2 separate regions of the Homo sapiens genome follow, and region 2 is linked to region 1. The links are chromatin loops, found by intact Hi-C in ENCODE. Cell type or tissue: A673. All regions are shown on one strand. Each heading gives the region's core, and the rest is flanking DNA. Links, peaks and the distances in the headings are about the cores only. Region 1 overlaps NEDD4L (NEDD4 like E3 ubiquitin protein ligase). Region 2 overlaps FECH (ferrochelatase).

Region 1 (15,846 bases), core at 4,687-12,686:
AAATCCAGAGCCCAACACTGCCACAGTTCCACTAGATCACAGCCAAACCCCAACAGAGCCCAACACCGCCACTGTTCTGCTAGATCACAGTCAACCAAACCCCAACAGAGCCCAACACCACCACAGTTCTGCTAGATCACAACCAAACCCCAACAGAGCCCAACACCACCACAGTTCCGCTAGATCACAACCAAACCCCAACAGAGCCCAACACCACCACAGTTCCACTAGATCACAACCAACCAAATCCCAACAAAGGCCAACACTACCACAGTTCTGCTAGATCACAACCAACCAAATCCAGAGCCCAACACTGCCACAGTTCCGCTAGATCACAACCAACCAAATCCAGAGCCCAACACTGCCACAGTTCCACTAGATCACAGCCAAACCCCAACAGAGCCCAACACCGCCACTGTTCTGCTAGATCACAGTCAACCAAACCCCAACAGAGCCCAACACCGCCACAGTTCTGCTAGATCACAGTCAACCAAACCCCAACAGAGCCCAACACCGCCACAGTTCCGCTAGATCACAACCAAACCCCAACAGAGCCCAACACCGCCACAGTTCCGCTAGATCACAACCAAACCCCAACAGAGCCCAACACCGCCACAGTTCCGCTAGATCACAACCAAACCCCAACAGAGCCCAACACAGCCACAGTTCCGCTAGATCACAGTCAACCAAACCCCAACAGAGCCCAACACAGCCACAGTTCCGCTAGATCACAGTCAACCAAACCCCAACAGAGCCCGACACCACAGTTCCACTCACAACCAAACCCCAACAGAGCCCAACACTGCCACAGTTCCACTAGATCACAACCAAACTCCAGAGCCCAACACAGCCACAGTTCCACTAGATCACAGTCAACCAAACCCCAACAGAGCCCAACACCGCCACAGTTCCGCTAGATCACAGCCAAATTCCAACAGAGCCCAACACAGCCACAGTTCCGCTAGATCACAGTCAACCAAACCCCAACAGAGCCCAACACCGCCACAGTTCCACTAGATCACAGCCATATTCCAACAGAGCCCAACATAGCCACAGTTCAACTAGATCACAGTCAACCAAACCCCAACAGAGCCCAACACCGCCACAGTTCCACTAGATCACAGTCAACCAAACCCCAACAGAGCCCAACACCGCCACAGTTCCACTAGATCACAACCAAACTCCAGAGCCCAACACAGCCACAGTTCCACTAGATCACAGTCAACCAAACCCCAACAGAGCCCAACACCACCACAGTTCCACTAGATCACAGTCAACCAAACCCCAACAGAGCCCAACACCACAGTTCCGCTCACAACCAAACCCCAACAGAGCCCAACACCGCCACAGTTCTGCTGGATCGCAACCAACCAAATCCCAATGAAGCCACGCGTGTGGACAAGATAAACCCATGACTGCTGAGATCACAAGGTCCCTATCTGAGTTTCTCTGCGACAAATCTTCCCAAAGTTTATTAAGAACACACAGCTTAATGAAATCATTTGTTGATCTCCCACCCACCACCAGCAAGAGTTCTGAAACACATGATTCCTCCAACTCAAGATGGGCCAGAAAGCAAGTAGAAAACCAAGTTGGGTGCTCTATTTTAGTGGAGAAGCTTCCAGAACAGAGGGGCAGAAGATGGCCAACTGAAATGACAGACCATAAGAATTCACTGTGTGTTTCCTCTCTTTTTATCTAATCCCAGGACATGAACACATCTGTACTCAAATTTCAGGACAGTCCACACACTGAGGCCAAATGCAGATGACTTGGTTTCTCCTTCTGAATCCACCGTTGTGTTTTTCTCACACCACTGATAACTGAAAACAGACGAGATGCAAGCAGGCTGAGCAGCAGCAGCCAAGGGTAGGCACGGATGCCTCAGTCAGCCCTTTGTGTCTTGAAGCACGGGCAACTGGCTGGGCAACTTTCTCAGGGCTTCCTCTATCAGCAATCTGGGCTGGACCAGCAGGCATGTAAGTTAAAGAAAATGATAAAGCACAGGCCGCTTTTTTTATTTTAATCTCAAATGCGTGATCTGGATTTCCATTTTGAAAACAAATGCTGGAAAATGTGACCCCTATGCAAGGCCCCCTCCTAATGAGGTCTGCCTGTTATACATGCGTGACAGGCGCTTCATAGCTTGGAACTAACCGCACTGTATTTGATGTGCTCAGCACAGCAGGTGACTGTAGGTAGAAAATCATTAACAGTACCGTGAGCTCGCAGTCAGCAATCCAAAGGCCAAGTTCAACCAGGAAAAATAAAAACCACCACTGCCCTCTACATCCAAGAGACTTCATCTTACACTTCAGGCATTTAAATGTGCTGCTCAACCACAACGCATTAAGCGGGGAAGGGCTTTTAAAAATCCCAACATTTACACACAGAAACAGCAAGCACCATCCAGCCATAGCTGCCTACAAAGCACAGAAGACGTGGCCCCGCCAGGATTTCCAGCATCCGTCCCTGCTACAGGCAGTTGCCAGAGAGAACATAAACAAGGGTATCCAATGGAAGAGGGACAAGGGACAGGATTTACGTTGCACTGTTTATGCTATGGAATCTGTTGTTTTGGGACTCAAAACTTCAAGTTGCCGAGATGCCTGTATAATTGACTCAGAGGCCACGATATGGGCAGCTGGACATACCAATTCCCAGCCAGCCCCATCCAAACTGCCTCAAGGGGAGGGTTCTTTGACCTATTAAGTTTCCTGGGATAAGAAGAACTTTACAACCAGGCACAAGAAGGGATGCTAAAATAAATAAATGAGCACGCTGGGAGGCCGAGGCGGGTGGATCACCTGAGGCCAGGAGTTAGAGACCAGCCTGGCCAATGTGGTGAAACCCCATCTCTACTAAAAATACAAAAATGAGCCGGGTGCAGTGGCGGGAGCCTGTAGTCCCAGCCACTTGGGAGGCTGAGGCAGGAGAATCACTAGAACCCAGGAGGTGGAGGTTGCAGTGAGCCGAGATCGTGCCATCGCACTCCAGCCTGGGCGACAGAGTGAGACCCTGTCTCAAACAAAACAAAACAAAGGAAAGCAAAGCAAAACAAAACAAAACAAAACAAAAAAATTAGCCGGGCATGGTGGCACTGGGCTGAGGCACAAGAATCACTTGAACTGGGAGGTGGGGTTTGCAGTGAGCCAAGATCGTGCCAGCCTCGGTGACAAAGCAGGACTCTGTCTCAAAAAAATAAATAATAAATAAATAAATGTTGATTCTTTTTTTTTTTTTTTTTTTGAGACGGAGTCTCACTCTGTGGCCCAGGCTGGAGTGCAGTGGCACTATGTCCGCTCACTGCAAACTCCGCCTCCCGTGTTCACACCATTCTCCTGCCTCAGCCTCCTGAGTAGCTGGGACTACAAGCACCTGCCACCACGCCCAGCTAATTTTTGGTATTTTTTAGTAGAGATGGGGTTTCACTGTGTTAGGCCAGGATGGTCTCAATCTCCTGACCTCGTGATCCGCCTGCCTCGGCCTCCCAAAGTGCTGGGATCACAGGTGTGAGCCACCGCACCCGGCCGATTTTTTTTTTTTTAAATAAAGGTGAGGTTTCGCCATGTTGCCCAGGCTGGTCCCAAACTCCTGGCCTCAAGCGATCTTCCCGCCTCGGCCTCCCAGTGTGGAGATTACAGGTGTGGGCCACCGTGTCCAGCCTGAAATGAATAAATGAATCATAATGGCAAAGGTATCATCCTGAACCTTCACACAGCCAAAGAATTGTGTTTGTAAACAAATACAGCGCTGCCCACAGAATGTCGTCCTGTGATGACGGGGACGTCCACATCTGCAGCGTCCTGTGGGCAGCCACTAGCCGCATGTGTCTACGGAGCACCTACAATATGGCTAATACCACGGAGGACCTTTCTATTTGTTTTATTTAAGCTCAACTGGAATCTAGCCTGGTGTGGCCAGCACTCCTTTATGGGCCAGTATAGCTCTGGTCCGCCAGGAGGGAGGATGACAGGAGACGGGGTTTGCTATCAGAGAAAAGCAAGAGAGCATGAACAGGTAAGCAGAGAAGAAGGTGACCAAGCCGCGAGCAGCCGTCACCCCAGTCTCACCTATCCCGACAGGAATGCAGACAGAAACCCAGAGAGAGAATCGCAAGGGTTCTCTGGTCAGTCAACCCCAGGTGAGGACAGGGCTGCCCAGGCAGGCACCTCACCCCTGGGTGCTGGGGTGCGGGTGCCAAGGCAGAGTGAGAGTCTGCAGGGAACTGACATTCCTGGGGGGTGCAATAGACACCTGCAAAGAAATAAGCTAATTTTATGTTTAGAAAGTGCTACAGAGGCAACAGAAAAGGGTAACCGACTGCTGGGGAGGATATGGAGAGACTGGAGCTCCCACTTGATGCTGGTGGGAATGCAAATGGTGCAGATGAAAAACAGGCCAGCAGCTTCTCAAATGCTTAAATGTAGAGTTACCGTAACTCCATGGTTATTCCATTCCTAAGTCTATGTCCACACAAAAACCTGCACACAAGTGTTCATGGCAGCATCATTCTACCAAAAAGTAGAAACAAACCAAATGCTCATGAATTGATGAATGGACTTTTTAAAAAAACAGGTGGTATATCCATACAATGGGCTATTATCTGCCATAAAAAGGAATGAAGTACTGATGCATGCTATCACACGGGATGGGCCGTGGAAACACGCCACGTGAAAGGGGTCCCAAGCAAAAGACCCCCTAGTATGATTCCGTTTATGCAAAATATTCAGAATCAGCACACCTACAGAGACAGAAAGATAGGGTTCTCCAGGGGCTCAGGGGAACAGGGAATCACAAAGTCATAGCTAAAGGATACAAGGTTTCTCTTTCAGCTGATGAAAATTTTCTAAAATTGGCTATGGTGATGTCTGCACATGTGTGTGAATATACTAAAAGCCACCGCATTGCATCACCCATTAAATGGGTGAATTGTAAGAGATGTGAATTTGATCTCAATAATGACTGGGGAGAAAGCTGCAGCTGGAGTGTTCAGGCCTCTCGGAGCAACGGTCCCCTTCAAGGCTAAAGGGAGTCAGCCCCGTGAGGATGCAGGCGAAGGGCGTTCTGACCAAAAGTAACAACAGCAGATGCCAACTTCCCCAGACTGGAACCCGTTTGGTGCGTGCGCCAGGCAGACGGATGCCCGGGTGGCGGGACCTGCCCTGTCCATGAGGTAGCCACAAACAGCTGCCAAGTACTGGAGATGTGGCTGGCTAAATTGAGAGGTGGTAGGTCAAACTTCCAAGACCCCGGATCAAAAGAAAAGACTGTTAAATACTTGATTAATCTTTGTGTGAATACTGATTACATGTTGAAATATTTTTGATATCATGAGTTAACTAAAATGCATTAAAATTCATTTCACCTGTTTTCTTTTTAATGTGACTACTAGAAAAGTTACCGTACATAGGTGGCTGGCATTTGCGGTCCAAATTATATTTCCTGGGCTGCATGAGGCACAGAGAAGAGAGTGGAGAGGCTGGCAGTGGGGTGGTGACTCGAGATCATATAAGGGCTCAGAGGCATGAGGCAAGAGTGAGCTTTAGTTCTAAATGTGATGGGCCACTGAGGACCTGATGTGATTTCATTTCTACCATGAACACATCGCTCTGACTATTCCAAAGACTGGAGGTGAACAAAGAAGGGGGTGGCCAGAGAGAATGACATGAAAGCCTGCCTCAACTGGTCAGATTCAGAAACACACACACACACACACACACACACACACCCTCCTGGTGGGGGGAAGAGGACAGTGTTACAGTTAAGAGCCCAGGCTTAGAAACACATTGCTTGGATTTAAATCTCAGCTGCAACACAGGAAATTTCTGTGAGCAAATTATTTAACTTCTCTGTGCCTGACCTTTCTCATTCACAAATAGGTTATTACAGGCCAGGCGCGATGCCTCACACCTCTAATCCCCACAATCTATAAGTCAAAGTGGGAGGATCGCTTGAGGCCATGAGTTCGAGACCAGCTTTGGCAACATCATGAAACCCCATCTCTCAAAATGTTTTTTAATAAATTAGCTGGTGGCAAGCACCTGTAGTCCCAGCTACTCAAAAGGGTGAGGTGGGAGGACTGCCTGAACCCAGGAGTCTGACGCTGCAGTGAGCTATGATTGGACCACTGCACTCCAGCTTGGGTGACAGTGTAAGACCCTGCCATTCATTCATCCACACATCCATCCATTAATTAATTAATTACATAGGTTTTAATAGCCTTCCTCATGCAGGTTAATACACTCTTCTTCAAATGCTTAGAATGGTGTCAGGCACATAGGAAGCACTCAATAAATGTTAGTGATTATTATTGAATAAAGTATGTGAGGGAAGATGATAAACTTGTTTTTTTACTGAGAAACCAGGTAAGAGCTGGTGCCGTTTAGTGACAGTGGGCAGGATGTGGTGGTGAAGGCAGATCTGGGCAGGAAGAGCAGCGGCTCCATGTGGGCCACGTTAAGGTTGAGAATCATCTTGGTCCTCAAGTGGGAATGCCAGACAGAGAGGTGACTCTCTAAAGATGGAGCACAGAGGTGAGGAGGCTGGGCTGGCAGCCTCAAGGTGAGATTCCACTTACAGAGAGTGTTGGAAGGTTTGGGATGGATGGAGACAGAGCACAGAAGGCACTTGGAGCAGCACTTGGAGGCGGAGAAGCAGAGGAGTAGCCAGAGGGAGACCAAGGAGGAGCCATCGAGGAGGCCGGGGAGGAACAGACAACATGCCACACAGAAATCGGGCTTAGTGGAGTCAATGCTCTCAAAGGCACCGCAGGCGGAGGAAGATGAGGGCAGGCCATGCACGAGTCTGACCAGATGTGGTCCCTCACAGGCTCACCCAGGACAGCACAGCTGGCACTGACATCCGGCCTCCCACCCGGGGAACACCCTCTGGCACTCTCAGAAGGGACAGCTTGTCACCCGGTCATTGGAGAAGGAATGGACACAGTTACTAGACTGGAAGGGGCAATCGGAAGGCAGGCGCTGGAGAGGGCAGGATATAGTCTCTACAGGTCACTTCTTTCTACGGAGTGAGGCACAACAGGGGCAGTGGCCAAGAGGGACGTGGCACTGGTAAGGACATTTTTAAAGAGAAACGTCATAAGGCCTGTTTTTACGCTATTTGGAAGGATGCGGAAGAAAGGAAGAAACGAATAATGCAGGAGGAAAAAGGGTTAACTGCAGGAGTGACATCCTTGGGAAGCAGGAAGAAGATGCCTTGAGAGTGGCAAGGGGCCTGAGTGAGACAGGAGCTGGGGAAGCCTCCGCGGCAGCAGGTGGAAAGGTGGAGGCGAGACAGGGGGTCTCACTGACTGAACGGCTTCTTTCCTCAATGAGACAAGCAGCAAAGTCATCAGCTAGGAGAATGATGGGAGGTGTGGAGAACTGATGAGCAGAAGGTATGAAAGAGTTTTCTCTGAACCGATGAAACTGCTGCAAAAGTGTAATAAGATTCCTGATACAATGAGTGATGACAGCCGATCTGAAGAGATGCAAGTCCAGTTGGCAGTTTTGGAATAATTGTGAAAGTGGGTTTAACCAGGGTGGGGTGTCCAACCGGGGCGGGGGTCTCCTCAGGGAGTACAAAGCAGTTTGGCTGTTTACAGGAAGGGACCATGAGGTTCAGGCTACAGCAAAGTCCCCTGAGGGCACCGGAAAGGGGGTGAAAAGGTGGTGGGTCCACAGATTGGCAAAGCCCGGGATTTCCAAGACGATTTCAAGTGGGAAGGCTGGGAACGGAAGATCGCAGAGTGGGGTGCCTGAGATCAGGGTTCTAGAGGCTAACCTGGACGAGATCTAAAAAGGGTCACTAAAATGAGGTACAGAAAGGCAGCTGGACCAGAAGAAGTCAAGAATGGACAGGCCAGGTTGCTGGGTGGATACTCTGTGAAGAGACCAGCAGGGTTGGCGGTGTCTTCAAGGGCCAGCCAGGCTTCCATTAGAAAGAGAAGGTGCGGGAACATTCAGAGGTGGTGGAGGATGTAAGGATGCTGCCATGACAGGGAACCCAAAAGGCACAGAGGCAAGAACAGTATAACAGATATAAACAGTCAGTGGGGCCAGGTGCAGTGGCTCACACCTGTAATCCCAGCACTCTGGGGGGCTGAAGTGGGTGGATCACTTGAGGTCAGGAGTTCGAGACTAGCCTGGCCATCATGGTGAAACTCCATCTCTGCTAAAAATACAAAAATGAGCCAGGCGTGGTGGCACACACCTGTAATCCCTACTCAGGGGGCTGAGGCAGGAGAATTGCTTGAACTTGGGAGGCAGACACTGCAGTGAGCCGAGATCATGCCATTGCACTCCAGTCTGGGCAACAGAGCAAGACTCTGTCTCAAAAAAAAAAGAAAAAGAAAAAAGAAAAAAAATCCATCAGTGGGATGGGTGGACACCACTTGACAACTGCTTTGAAAGCAAACAATAAATCAGCCAGGTATAGCAGCCTCATTAACTCAGCAGTATCTAAATACACATCATGTGAAAAGTTACCACAAATTTTAAGTCTCTTAAAAAGGGCAAGTTGGAGGTAGCAAGGCAAACACCACTCCAGGGCTCACTAGACTTTTATATTTTATTTTATTTTATTTTATTTTAGACAGAATTTTGCTCTTGTTGCCCAGGCTGGAGTGCAATGGCGCAATTTCGGCTCACTGGAACCTCCTCCTGGGTTCAAGCTATTCTCCTGCCTCAGCCTCCTGAGTAGCTGGAATTACAGGCGCCCGCCACCACACCCGGCTAATTTTTGTATTTTTAGTAGAGACGGGGTTTCACCGTGTTGGCCAGACTGGTCTCGAACTCCTGACCTCAGGTGATCCACCCGCCTTGGCCTCCCAAAGTGCTGGGATTACAGGCGTGAGCCACAGCACCCGGCCTAGATTGAGTTTTAGACACTTGTCAGCAACTAAACACTGCCAACCCTGCCATCAGGTTGTGGGCACAAAACCATCACTTCCACCCCAGCCCTAGGGCTGAATGGCAGCTGTAAGCCAAAGGGCTACCACTAGAGGGCGACACAGCCCAAAGACTTGAGCAACTCCCAGGCACTGATTTTAATAAAACAAAGCTCTGAGCAGAACGAGTTGAAATTTCTCAAGTTCAAAAACCTAGTTTATTTTTTAAATGAAACAATACTATAAAAACATAGAAAAAACACATATATGGGTGTGCAGAGAAAAAGGTCTCAAAGGCTTCACACCAACCTGGTAACAGGGAAAATAAGACATGGGAAGGGAATGGGGCAAGGCAGAGAAATGGCAGACCTCCACTTTTTAGCCTAAAGGCTATGCTGAGTATTTTTCAAGATTGCATTCATATATTATTGGGATAATTTTAAAATACATTACAAATCAGAAAATATAATAAACATAGAAAACATATAGTTGGCCAGGTGTGGTGGCTCATGCCTGCAATCCCAGCACTTTCGAAAGCCAACACAGGATGATGACTTGAGCCCAGGAGTTTGAGACCAGCCTGGGCAACACAGTGAGACCTCATCTCTACAAAAAAAATTTTTGTTAATTAGCCAGCTGTAGTGGAACTCGCCTGTGGTTCTAACTACTTGGGCAGTTGAAGTGGAAGGAGCGCTTGAGCCTGCAGTGAGCCAGGGCCACACCACTGCTCCAGCCTGGGTGATAGAGAGACCCTGTCAAAAAAAAAAAGAATGAAAGAAAAGAAAGAAAGATTAACAACTGAACAAAACTTGCTACAGACAGAATCTCCAAACCAGCAGCATTCAGAAGGGTTCTAAAATCTATCTCACTGAATTCTGTAGGTAGTTCCTGAGGAAAACCGGGCCCCCAAAGAGTAATTTGCTCCAACAGGGGCCAAAGTTAAAATAACAGCCCACTCTCATCCAAGATCCTAATAACACACGTGAGAATCCTTTCTCTGTTGTGTCCTCTACTAAAATGCTAGCAGTTATGGTTTGGTCATCAATTCTCTATCTTACTAATATCATTCTACACTCTGTTCTCCCCACCAAAAAAAAGAGAAGACACTTTTACTTAGATCACATTGCTGAAATGGCATGTCTTCCTTTGGCTAAATTAAATTTTAACAAATATCTGTTGAAACTTTCATCACTTGATAGAAAAACATCACTTAATTATTATAAATCTAAAAACCTACCTAAGTCCATATCTTCAAATTATCTGCAATGTATAAAAACAGTCCAAGCAGAATATGGTAATAGTCACCTGAGTACATAAAGATACCAGTGGGGATGGGGGAGTGAGGGGGGGATTACATCTGTTGGACTAAAGAAAATTTTCCTGAATTTGAAGGTAGAAAGGGACTTTTTTTCTTTTTTTTGAGATGGAGTCTTGCTCTGTCACCCAGGTTGGAGTGCAGTGGCGTGATCTCGGCTCACCGCAAGCTCCGCCTCCCAGGTTCATGCCATTCTCCTGCCTCAACCTCCCGAGTAGCTGGGACTACAGGCTCCCGCCACCACGCCTGGCTAATTTTTTTGTATTTTTAGTAGAGACGGGGTTTCACTGTGTTAGCCAGGATGGTCTCGATCTCCTGACCTCGTGATCCGCCCGCCTCAGCCTCCCAACGTGCTGGGATTACAGGCGCGAGCCACCACGCCCGGCCGTGGCATTTTTTAAAGGGTGAACATTTGCTGCATACTCATTATGAGCTGGGCATTGTACTGATAGTATTTTATGTTTTGTTACCTCATTCCATCCTCACAAATCCCAGTGAGGTAACTGTAATTAACCTCATCGTAGAGGGAGGGAGAATACAATTGGCCAATGAATAGCAGAACCAGGACTCAAACTTAGGACTGCCTAATCCACACCTGCTCTTGGCTGACATCAGAAGGCCTTGTCTTTACTCCTCCTGGTGTGTTTCATTTCACCCCCTGCCTCTCTCCATCCTTGCTGTCTGGCCTCGACAGGGATTTCTGCCTTTCTATTTGGGCAGTCCAATCTGGCTGACGTCAAGGCAGCCAGAGAGGTTTCATGGGTTCTGAAGAGAGCAAGCAAGAAGGGATCCAGAGACTGGAGAGGCCGATCCTGGCAAGGAGACTTCTTCCTTAAAGGATCAACAGGCAGAGGGAAGATCTTCAAAGACGATTAAGGAAAATTATCAGATGGCTTGCTCCACAATGCGATGTGTGCCAATCTGCTGCAGAGGGAGATTAAAGGGGGCCTGGGGAGCCAGGTAAGAACAGGCCGTGGTGCTTGACCCTGGCTGCTATGAGAACCACCCGGGCAGCTTCTAAGCAAACCGCCAATGTCCAGGCCTGCCAGCCCCCGACCAATGAAGTCAGCATTTCTGGGTGTGAACCCCAGGGCATGGGGGCAGAGGTAGGGTTTTAAACCTCCCCCAGGTGATTCTGATGTGCAGCCAAAATTGAAAACCACTGGGCCAAACCAATAGCTAGGCGAACTGGACAGTTACACAGGGTCCAGCAGGGGCTGCAAACTCTCAGTCGTCCAGTCCCAGCTGGCTGAATCCACTTGTTATAAAGCTACACCGCTTAGCTTGGTGACATTCACCAGCAATTTCTGCGGCTAGGAACAGAGAGAACACACCAGGGCCATCCGGGACAGCAGGTCAGTGGATCGGGGTAAAGGTGTGTAGTGTGACTGCAAAGACACTGTGGCAGCTGCTGATGAAGGAGTCCAGGCTGATAAGCGATTCCAGAACACAAATGCCAGAAAGAGAGACTCCAGGGAGGCCCAGAAACCAGGCTGGGGGCAGAAAAGGACCTCAGAATAGCCTGGGTACCTTTTTCAACACAAATGTATACAGGTGCCCACACCTCCCCCACCTCCCCCATTGCTCTGGCCCTTAGGAAAGTGAGCAGGCAACTGGACTTTGGCAAAGCCCTCCCAGGCTTCCACTCTCCATGGCCCATGAGAATGACTGGAACAGAAGGGAAAGATGGGGACAAAGGGAAGGTGGGGCATGAGGGGTAAGGTTGGAGAGGGCAGACTGCAGAGCCTGAGAGCTTAGAGGTGAAGTGTTTTCAATGAAGACTGGCTTGGATTAAAGAGAAGGAAACATTATTGGATTTACTTCGCTGACAAAAGATGAGGACAGTGTATTAGCAAGCACAGCCACAGGGCTATCAAGAGCCTTTGGGATGACCCCGGGCCTGGGTAACAACAAAATCCAAGACCCAGAAAGGTAGTAGCAGGTGGTGTGAGCTGAGGTTAGGACCTTCAAGAGAAACCCAGTTCCGCTTGGGGGGCTGAAGAGGATCTGGAATCAGCGCCCACCCAGGGAACAAGAAATGTCAGCACTGAGTGTGATGTCAGCTCCCCCACCCACAGGACACAGGGGCCTTCACTGGAGAGTGGGAGAAAGTGTGTCCTTCCTCAGCTGGGAGATGAAGAAATCAGATGGGCTTCTCTTCGCTCTAGTGATTTGGTAAGTATTTCAGGACATCTTCAAAGATTCAGTGCAAAAGATTTGGCAACACCGCCCCCACCACCCCGCCACACACACACAGACACATACATACACACAAACAACAACAAAACAAAAAAGAAGAAAAGGGAGGATGAACAAGAGGAGGAATACAGGTTCCTAGAGTGGCGAGCACTGAAAAGCAGCAGCGCAGTTCTTTCAGATTTTTATTTTAATAAATAGGATTTTGTAAACAAATTGTTTTAACACACTCATTGATGAAGCAGAGCTTCTAGTTATATCCATAAAAGAGATGAGAAAGTAGGAAAAGCCACAAGTCTGCTTCACCAATTTCAGTTTCCATTTTTATCTACTCAAAAATGTTCAGACCACAAATTCTGCATCCACAGCCTCACGTCACAGGCATCATAAGCACCTGACAAGTGCTTACTGCGCAAGCAGCGCCTTACCAGAATCCGGCAGGATACGTAAGAGCATGTGCCTCTTGATAACCATGTGTTCACAAAGAGATCTGTGTGTTCACTGACACAGCAGATGTGAATTCTGAGTCATACACAGGTTAAGGTTCACTCTAACAACTTGGCAATGCCAGCCGAACTTCTGAGGCTATTGCATGAAGGAAAAGGGAAGGGAGCTAGTTAAGTCATCTTGAGGGGACAAAGAAATGTGGAGTGGTGCAGTCTCCAGTGTCAAGTCCATTCTTTCTGCTGGGCTGTCATTCACACTAAGCATACTGGAGCAGCTGTTCTAAAAAATGAAAGCAATGCCTGAATAAAGCAGAGCCAGCCACTATCCAGAGGTTAGGAGAGGGGAAGCTTCTCCTGGCAGCACTGACGAGGAAGACGGGAAACATTCTATACACTCCATGTCATGGAGTATATAGGTGTGTAGTGTGACTACAAAGACACTGTGGCAGCTGCTGCTGAAGGAGTCCAGGCTGATAAGCGATTCCAGAACACAAGTGCCAGAAAGAGAGACTCCAGAGAGGCCCAGAAACCAGGCTGGGGGCAGGAAAGGACCTCAGAATAGCCCGGGTACGTTTTTCAACGCAAATGTATACAGGTGCCCACACCTCCCCCTATTGCTCTGGCCCCGTCAGGGTAACCGTGAGCCACGTTTGCTACATTTCGAACAATCCCAGGGAAACTGGTTCAAAGACAACTGTGAAGCGATGAGGATGGTTTTCATACATACAGACCTCTGGTCTCATTAGCTTATAATTTTACCTTTTCCACTATAATGCAGTTCCCCAATAAAGAATAAAAAATGGCTGACTGCTTCCCATTTATTCCCGTAAATAAAGATTAACACACAGAAGCAATGTGGCTGACATCCAAACTCAAAAGTGTACACAAATCAAATTCGAATATGATAAAAAGTAAATTGATTGTGTATTATCTTGAACATAAATTATTCTGGATGGTAATGAGGATGAACTGTTTTTCCTGCTCCAAGGCAACTGGGCCTGGAGGTATTCTACTTCTTCAATAATATATGTGCTGATTTACATTAGTGTCTGGAACCATGACCTTAAATGAATCTGTAAAAAACAAAGCACTTGAGCAAAGAGGCGGTTCTGCAAATGCTCCAGAAGAGGAAAATCTGTCTGAAAATTCTTAGTTCATTCCTCAACTGTTTACTAAGCACTTGCTTTCTCCCAGGTATGTTAAGAGCTGCCGCTTTCTTACTCCTGAAATTCCCTTCTAGATGGAAGAAGCTCTGTCCAGCATATTCCTCCTGCCTCTCCCACCCTCACACACTCCAACCAGGGTAAGAAAGAAGGGCCAGCGTTGGCAGGAGTTTGGGTAAAGAACTGGCTGTGCCAAGCCAAGCCCCCGCTCCTTGCTGTATTGTATCCTTCACAAGGAGATCAGTCCAAAGGATGGACCATCAGTGTGAAGAGCAGCTCAAGCCCATGCTGGCACTCACCAGGGTGGGCATGGGGGATGTTAAGTCTGCCTAATTCCATGTTCTGTGTTAGGAAGCCCACTGGCCTGGACATAGAAGCCACATTCCTCTATGTTAAGCCTTTGCCCTAACAAAGGTGATGCTCTGGTCTCCCTCTGCAAATGCTTTTGTTATTTCTCTGGTGAACTGTACTTACTGGACCCCCTTGAGTCCCTTGAGCTTAGAACTGTGCTACTATTGTATAGGGCAGTACAGTTTACAACCCATGAGCTGGCCCCAAATTTAGGCTGCATTAGATGCACCTGAAGGGGTTATTTTAAATTGCAAATTCCTAAGACCCAGGCCATAAACTCTGATGCAGCAGATCTGCAGAGGGCTGACATCTGCGCCTGGAAGAACCGCAGCTAAACCAAAACCACATTATGAGAAGGCATGGAAAAAAATTCATGGATCTCTATACCTCTGAGCTTTAAAACAAAAACACAGTATTTTAATAAGTCTGATTTTCCACTTCCATAAAATTAAATGATTTTGTGGTTGATTTGGTGACTCACAGAAAATGCTTACAGGGCAAGAAGACTGGAAGTAAGAAACGCAATTCTGAGCGTGCTGTCTGGAAGAAGCGCTGTAATCAAATGACCAGGTGGTCACTGCGTTCTATCAGGATGTCAGCCTAAGTTAGCCAGAGCCCAAAGAGGCACACTGGGGTGTGCGCTGGGTCCCTGTGCAGGCACAGGAACCACTGAGAAGGACACAGTAGTTTTGGGGGAAAGTTGGCTGTACCGGGTTTGGTCAAGCTATCCAAAAATCATCAGGCCTAAACACGCCTTGCTCCTCCAATAACATCAATTTCCAACCCAAATTTAAAGTTAACAAACGTAGAGTGCTTTCTAGGGCCTGTCAAAGAGACACACTGTACTGATTTTGCTAACCTCTTAGCAAGGGAAAAATAATCCTATTTCAAGATCTATAATGTCAAGTTTGCCCAAAAGGTGAAGTTAAAACTAACTCTGTATTAATAATATTCCGGGAAGTGCTCCCCTCTGTCAACGTTTTGCTCATGTCCCAAGTGTCCCCACGGCATTGCCACGCAACACAAGAGAGGATGCACATTCCCTCCATTTAGGCAGCAGTTCAACAGAACTAACGGGAGAGAGTAAGTCAATCTTTCAAAAGTCCAAAAATCCTCAATCCCCATTCTCAATTCAGACCAGGTTCACAGTCTCCTTCCCCACCAGAGTTCTGGAAATTAGAATCCAGTATTTCTCAACAACTTCTACAAGTATGAGAAATTTAAACTCATCTTGAGAGGACTCCTGGGTTCCCTCTGAATATTTTAATATCCTGCATTAATGAGGAAAATGCAACTAACCTCCTATGTTTCCTAAACAGACTTGTCTTCCCGAAAAACTTGAATGTAAGCAGGGAATTGCATCTCCCCTAGGACTGCTTTAAAAACCTCTACCACTTACTACAATGGATTCCCAGAAGGCAACTGGACTGCATGATTCTAAGGCACCTACTGTGGGCCCAGAACCAGAAAAAAAAAAAAAAAAGA
Region 2 (8,000 bases), core at 1-8,000, 560 kb after region 1:
TGCACAGCATCTGCCTGCCCTGATCAAGTGAGTAATTAGATTTGCATTAAAATTCAGCCCTTTGAAAAGGAGGGAAGCAAAACGATGGAAAGGTCTCTTAACTGAGGAAGTCTCTGTTCATAAAATGAAAGGGAATTTTAGAGGCATTTATCTGCCCTCCTAGATGGTGTGATTGAAGGCTCTGAGAGGCTCGGTGCCTCTTTCATTCTGCAGAGAGGTTGGGAGTAGAAAATACCGCAGATGGGTTTTAGGTGATTTAAATAGCACTTCTCCTTGCCCATGGCGCCTCAGTTTTGAAGATGGCTTAGAGGCTGTTGCAAGCCATATGATTTGTGTTTTTACTTGCAGCTTTGCAAGCCGAGAAAAGAAAAACACTAGGCTTTGGATACGATATGACATTTTTGGAAACCAGAAAACAAAACCCTAAACTAAAATGAAAAATATAGTTTAAAACTACAAATTCTGTTTTGAATCCACATTTCTGCTTGGCATAGGTAGTAATTGCTCCAAATAGCCATTTTATTACTGTTTTCTCTAATATTGGTATTTATTTAGCTGTTGGGTTAATTGGAGCAAATTTATCTTCTAGGCTCCTGTATAAACCTTGCAGTGGGCCTCCTTATCTAGGCTGAGGTCCAAAAATAATCCTTTCTGAGCATCTTTAGTTTCCAAACACTGCAAAGACCAGAAAATATTGGTTTCGTTTGTATCTAATCCTGTCACATTTGCTGAGAATTTACATTATAAATTCTGAAAAGGGAACTTAACTTTAGGTACCATTTTATGCCTTAGGATATTTATTTACCAAATTTTGAGAGTTCTGGAAAGATTAATAATATCTCAATATTTATTAGGGAATAGTTTGCTTATCCCATAGTTTTCACTGACCACTGATGTATCAAAATACCAACAAGTGCAGATTTACATGTTTCTGATAAATTGTCCTTTATAATTTTTAAAAAGTTACAAAGGACCATTTAGAAATAATTTTAGATATGCAGAAAAGTTACAAGATTAAGAATAGTATAAGGAACTCTCATCTACTCTTTTACCTATATTACTGTATTATTATTATTTTGAGGCAGGGTTTCACTCTGTTGCCCAGGCTGGAGTTGAGTGGAACGATCATAGCTCACTGCAACCTTAACCTTCTGGGCCCAGGTGATCCTCCCGCCTCAGCCTGCTGAGTAGCTGGGACCACAGGCAGGTGCCATCACACCCTGCTAATTTTTAAAAATGTTGTGGAGATTAGGTCTTTCCATGTTGCTCAGGCTAGTCTTGAACTTCTGGGCTCCAGCAGTCGTCCAACCTTGGCCTCCCAAAGTGCTGGGATTACTGGCGTGAGCCACTGCGTCTGGCCTATTGATGTGTTATTAACATGTATATCCCACTTGCTTTATCATTTACACGCCCCGTGTGTGTGTATGTATGTGTGTGTGTCTGTGTTTGTATAAACATGATTTCTTTTTCTGACCCATTTGAGAATAAGTTATGCATATATCACCATCCTCTACACCTAAACACTTAAGTGTGTTTTCTAAAATCAGGAATATTCTCTTACATAACCACAATACAACATTCAACTTCAGTAAATTTAACGTCAATATTTAAACTTTTACTTAATTTACATTCATATTCTGATTTTGTCAGTTGACCCATTTGTGTCTTTTGTAGCATTTTTTTATAAGCTAAATGACAGAGAATGATTAAAGTATAAGACGAAAGAAAGCCCCTTCAGTTCTGGTATTTCAGCACCTATCGACGTGAATCAAAGTGCCGGCTAGACGAAGGGAGCTCCCTGGTCTGGTGGACAGAGATTTGGAGGGGGAGGCAGGAACCATGTTCTTTCTCAAGTTCCACAGATGTGACTGAATGGGCCCCTAAGTTTACCACATCTTTCCCGGCTCTGTGAATTTAATGGGTGTGTATCACCTGTCATCTGTTGTTGTGAAGGTTTTTATAAAAATTGACTTGATGGGGATATGAGGCTCAGAAGAAACTGTTATAAAAATAGAGCAGTATTTTCTTATTTCCCTACTATTCCTGACTAATGTATTTAATGTGGTATGCCTGAAAGCCAAACTAAGGAGGCTTTAGAAAGACCCTGTAAGCTGTTTTCCTGCTAACGGAGCAAATGAGAGGTCTTAAAACAACTCCTTCCCATCTGTGTTTCCTTTCCATCTGGAAGTGTGCCCTGTCCTTCCCGAGGGGAAGCAGATCCACAGCGCGCATTTGCAGTGAGCCATTAGCGAGCTTTAGAAGTTTCCCAGCAAATTCCCTAGGCCCCTGAAACTGTTATGATCCATTTTGATGATAAACCAATGCTGAGAGGCTGGACTGTTTGCAATTTTTTAAAAAAGAGAGTTCGGATTTTTGAGGGTTGCTCTGAGATTTTTGGTGTAGGCTTCATTTTAAAATTATTTTCTTTTTCCTTCCATTTCTTTCTTCCCTTCCTCTTTATCCTCCTTTCTTGTTACTCACTCAGTGCTTTGCAGATCATATTCTAAAGGAACTGGACCATTTTCCACTTGAGAAGAGAAGCGAGGTGGTCATTCTGTTTTCTGCTCACTCACTGCCCATGTCTGTAAGTAAGAACATTTTCTGGGATGACCTAGTGATAGAGGATTGGGTGATTTCATTTTCTAAATGTGTAAAATGGGTCCAGCTTCCATTATGTCCTAAGCCCAGTGCAAGAATGAATTCTCAAATCTCAGACTTGGTGCTAACTAGCCTCACTTCTTAAAACCTCGTAACAATGAATTCAAATTATAATGTTGTAAATAGATCTTTTCCTCTTTTCTTTTTTTTGAAACAGAGTCTTGCTGTGTCACCCAGGCTGGAGTGCAATGGTGCAGTCTCGGCTCACTGCAACCTCCACCTCATGGGCTCAAGCAGTTCTCTTGCCTCAGCCTCCCAAGTAGCTGGGATTACAGGCACCCACCACCATGCCTGGCTAATTTTTTGTATTTTTAGTAGAGACTGGGTTTCACCATGTTGGCCAGGCTGGTCTCAAACTCCTGACCTTAGGTGATCCACCCGCCCAGGCCTCCCAAAGTACTGGGATTTCAGGTGTGAGCCACCACACCCAGCTCCTCTTTTCTTTAAAATGATAACTTGAAGATATATATAAGACTTTCTAATAAGTGGGACAGTTAAGAGAAGGCTGCTTTTGCCTGCCCTGTCAGCAGAGCTCAGCTTGATGTTTCTGTGTGTTGAGTGGGGGGGTCTCCATTCAGACAAGCGCTCTCAATCCCATGCTTTTGTCCTCAGGACTTGTTAGGCAGCCATTGCAGTTTGCTAAGACTCAGGACCACATTTTTGCAAGTGAATATAGAGGATCAAGTTGGGATCTGGCTGTTCCTTAGTTCATCATATTACACTAGGCTATTCATCCAGATGCTACAATCTGTGCCATAGCTGTTGTATTGTTGGAAACAAGAATGATCAAGCTAGTGTACTGTATGATATATAGAAGCGCTTGGAATAAGCAACCAGTTTCATCTGCTCAGAACTAGCATTCTATCCTAAAACCAGTGCTTTCCAACCCAGAGAGGTGGATAATTACATCTTCACAGGGGTGATTGAGGTTTTAACAATGTCGGGAATGGAGTCAGCCTCAGTGTCTGGGCCACTCTTGTAACTGGGCCTTACCGCCCCCTGGTGGCTACTAGGGCCAAGCCTCTGCAGATTTTCCACTCATCGTCTCTGCTGGGCCTCGTGTGGACGGTAGGAGGCTCTGAAGATAAATTCCTCTCTTCTGGAAGCCTGCCTATTTTAATGGGTTTGCTTTTCCTTTTCTGGTGTCATGCAATCCTTTTCACATGTCCATCCTCCTGCCACTTCATCCTATGTAAGGTGAGACCTCGCCTGAGATGCCAGAAGGGAAGCCCTTGAACCAGCCTGGAGCAAACACATTTGCTTTGCTTTTTTTTTGAGACGGGTCTTGCTCTGTTGCCCAGGCTGGAGTGCAGTGATGCGATCACAGCTCACCGTAGCCTCCACCTCCTGGGTTCAAGCGATTCTCCTGCCACAGCCTCTTGAGTACCTGGGACCACAGGCACACGCAACCACGCCTGGCTAATTTTTTGTATTTTTAGTAGAGACGGGGTTTCCCCATGTTGCCCAGGTTGGTCTCAACCTCAAGTGAGCCACTCACCTTGGCCTCCCAAAGTGCTGGGATCACAGGCATGAGCCACCGTGCCTGGCTGAAACCCATTTTTGTATGTGGGGATTCCGGTGCTGCCTTGCCTCCTCTGACCGTGGCCTCACTTCCTTATTCTTTCACCTGGGGACGGAGCACGCTGCTTCCAGGTTTGGCTGCTGGAGCGTCCTTGTGGGACCGGGAAATGCCACAGTGTCATAAGGATAAGTCAGGTATGGGGAGGACATTGGAGAGTTGAGAAAGAACACTGATCTAGCACACTCTTCTCTTCCCCTGCGTTCCCTTCTGACAACTTTTTAAACTTTATTTTGAAGAAATTTTTAGACTTACAGAAAACTGATTAAAAGAGTACAGAGTTAAAAGAGTACATATACCCTCTACTCAGCCTCTCCCAGTGTTAACATCTTACACAACCACTGTACAGTTACCAACGCTGAGAAACCAGCGCTGGTACAATACTATTAACTGCACTCCAGGCTTCATGTGGATGCCACTTGTGTTTCCAAAAATGTCCTTTTTCTCTCCCAGGACCCAGTCCAGGGTCCCACACTGTGTGTGGCTGTGGGGTTTCCTCAGCATCCTCCAATCTGTGACAGTCCTGATACTTGGCTTGTCTTTCATCAGCTTGACTTTTTTTTTTTTTTTTTTTTTTTTTTGAGACAGGGTCTCACTCTGTCACTCAGGCTGGTGTGCTGTGGTGCAGTCACGACTCACTGCAGCCTCGACCTACCAGACTTGGGTGAGCCTCTCACCTCAGCCTCCCGAGTGACTGGGACTACAGGTGCACACCACCACACCCAGCTAATATTTGTATTTTTTGAAGAGACAGGGTTTCACCATGTTGCCCAGTCTGGTCTCGACCTCCTGGGCCCAGGTGATCCACCCACCTCAGCCTCCCAAAGCGCTGAGATTGTAGGTGTGAGGCGCCACGCCCCACCACACGTTGATATTTCTGAGGAGTCATTTTTAGGATGTCAGTTGTTTTCTGGTGCGTCCCTCCATCTGGGTTCGTCTGAAGTTTTCTCATGATTAGGTTGCGGTGATGCATCATTGGCAAGAACCCACAGGGGTGCGGGGCCCTGCTCTGTGCCTCACACCCGGGGGTCTGTGATGCCAGCGTGCTTTTCTACTGGTGATGTGATCCCTGGCCACTTGTTTAAGGGTGTGTCTGCTGTGTTGATCCATCCTAAAATTACTATTTTTCTCTTTGTAATTAAAAATATCTTGGAGGAGATACTTTAAGACAATACAGAGATTTTGTTATTTCCTAGCATCCATGGGTAGATCGTGTTTGTAGTAATTACCACATTGCTGTCCTAATGGCAACTTTGTGTTTCCTTCATTCCATCTACATTTATGCCTCCCATGGCTTTTAAACAGACCAGTAGTAATAATCATAAAATAATTTGTCAGTATATATATATAATTTTTTGTTTTCGAGATGGAGTCTTGCTCTGTCACCCAGGCTGGAGTGCACTGGTGCAATCTCGGCTCACTGCAGCTTCCGCCTCCTGAGTTCAAGTGATTCTTCTGCCTCAGCCTCCTGAGTAGCTGGAATTATAGGTGTGCGCCACCACACCAGGCTCATTTTTGTATTTTTAGTACAGACAGGGTTTCACCATGTTGGTGAGGCTGGTCTCGAACTCCTGACCTCAGGCGATCAGCCCACCTCAGCCTCCCAAAGTGCTGGGATTACAGGCGTGAGCCACTGCGCCCCATCTATCAGTATATTTCATTTCACCAATATTTATTGAGCACCTGCTATATTCCAGGCACTGTTTCCAGCCATATCATAGGATATGGGAATGAAGAAAACAGAGAAAAATCTTTGTTTGCAGAGAGTAGGGAGAAAAGATAATAAACATAATACATATGAAAATGGTATGGTAGATTAGCAGGCAATATATGTTATAGAAGAAAATAAAGCCAGGTGAGGGCTAGGGAGTCAGTACACAGTAAATATTTAAAGCATTAAAATTTGCATTGAAAATTTTCAAAGGTATTAACAAGGGATCATGTATGAAACATTTGCTGTGCACAAAGTGTTTGCCTGTTGTCCATTGTTGCAGGAAGAGTGGGGAGAGAGGAAGTGGAAGGTGCAGGTCACACTCTTGGAGGTGCCTGTAACCTGCAGTGATGTGCTGCTGCTTTCCTCCTCTAATTCCACCAGGGTTTACCATAAATCCAGCAGTTCTGTACATTGTCCATGCAGCACTGTTTCAGTTCCTGTTGTGAAATCAACTACACACATGACCACCAGGGTAGAAGTTCCCATCCTGCCCAGCTTTTCTGTGTCTTCTTCATCTATTGGATGAGGGAGAGAGAACCATCCTCTTTAGTTAGATCTTGTGAGTCCCCCATGAATAACGTGGAACATGGAATTCTCCACCCTCTTAGGGACCTTAGAGATGATTGACTGCGGTGTTTTTCTTTGGCTGATGAAGAAGTGGAACTAAGGAAGTTTGGTGATTGAACTCAGACCATATCATCATTGGTGCAGGAGACAGAAAGGGAGGGCTTTGTTCCAGGGCTCACACTGTGTCAGCACATAGTCAGAGGCTCTCGGGGCCTTCCCAGTGTTAATGGCTGAACACCCATTGTGTCTCTGCTGCAGGTGGTCAACAGAGGCGACCCATATCCTCAGGAGGTAAGCGCCACTGTCCAAAAAGTCATGGAAAGGCTGGAGTACTGCAACCCCTACCGACTGGTGTGGCAATCCAAGGTAAGTGGCTTCCACACTGGCGGGCGGCCAGCTCTTATTGGTAAAATTTATTTTATGAGTTATAAAATGGTTAGATTTGGCTCTTACACATGGTCAGGCTCTTCCATAACCTGATTGCTCACCATGGGCAGAAAGAACTCTGCAAGCGAGTAAGATAGAAGGGGAAATCAAGTGACTCGTGGAGCTCCATTGGTTTAATATTTTACCTTTAGCTGCAATGACAGAAACTGTTATTTATTTATATTGAGGCAACTTCTAGGATTCAAGTTTCCATGTGAAAATATCAAAATCCATTCAAGCAGGTGTAAAGAGTGGCTCTTGCCCGCAGTGGGCAGTGCGTGTGCCCAGGGGGGCAAACAGGGGTACTACAGACCGTCAGGAGGCATAGTCCACTTACGCATTCGTCTATCTTTCGCATAGGTTGGTCCAATGCCCTGGTTGGGTCCTCAAACAGACGAATCTATCAAAGGGCTTTGTGAGAGGGGGAGGAAGAATATCCTCTTGGTTCCGATAGCATTTACCAGTGACCATATTGAAACGCTGTATGAGCTGGACATCGAGTACTCTCAAGTTTTAGCCAAGGAGGTAAATGCACCCATCTGCCTTTTTCCCATCATGACTTGTTTTAAAAGGAAATTTTTTCTGCAACTAACTAATGTATCATTCAGAAATATTGTTTACTGTATTTGTTTGCATGTACGGTGTCCTCATTCTCCTGAATAATACTTCATCTGAGTAATAATCTCAACACATTGAGTTAATTCCATGCAGTGGGAGGGGAAACCTGTGCTTTCCTTAAACCAGGTGCCCCAGGGATCACTGTGGCTGACATCATTTTGTTTAGTTTGAGTTACTGGGCTACTCGAAAGTAATAACAACTATATTTCTTTAAGAAAAAAGAAATGTACTTCTCACTAATTCCAAAGGAAAACATTTTATTGTTTTATAATTTCTTTTCTTTGCCTAATCATGACCTTTACTCAGGGCTATTATTACATGGCTTCTTGTTGAGTGTCAAGGCATATAGGAGTCATTGTCATTTAAAAGAAGAGCGTGAAATGAACATGGAAGCAATGTGTGATGTGATTTCCTTGACCTCTTTTATGCACTCACTTA

The links. A loop is a pair of places that touch in the nucleus more often than their neighbours do. Peaks named below come from ENCODE experiments on the same cell type or tissue, not always from the same donor. Only the 100,000 strongest peaks of a DNase experiment are listed, where the experiment ranks them.
Region 2: a loop joins it to region 1, with 5 times the contacts of the local background. A loop is called at or near these places in 7 of 110 quality-filtered maps.

Annotation. Positions count from the first base shown.
Region 1 is chr18:58,115,244-58,131,089 of GRCh38, reverse strand. The region is part of intron 1 of NEDD4L (NEDD4 like E3 ubiquitin protein ligase); the gene reads right to left. Among named protein-coding and RNA genes, the nearest start is that of NEDD4L, 79 kb to the right of the region's middle. RefSeq lists an enhancer at 4,652-5,151. In A673, for the core only: a CTCF peak has its summit at 9,001 (motif pointing right); a DNase peak (open chromatin) is centred at 9,009.
Region 2 is chr18:57,553,729-57,561,728 of GRCh38, reverse strand. It overlaps FECH (ferrochelatase), which reads left to right. Exons shown (of 11, transcript NM_000140.5): 7 at 2,486-2,584; 8 at 6,777-6,884; 9 at 7,305-7,469. Among named protein-coding and RNA genes, the nearest start is that of FECH, 29 kb to the left of the region's middle. In A673, for the core only: a CTCF peak has its summit at 3,677 (motif pointing left); a DNase peak (open chromatin) is centred at 3,658.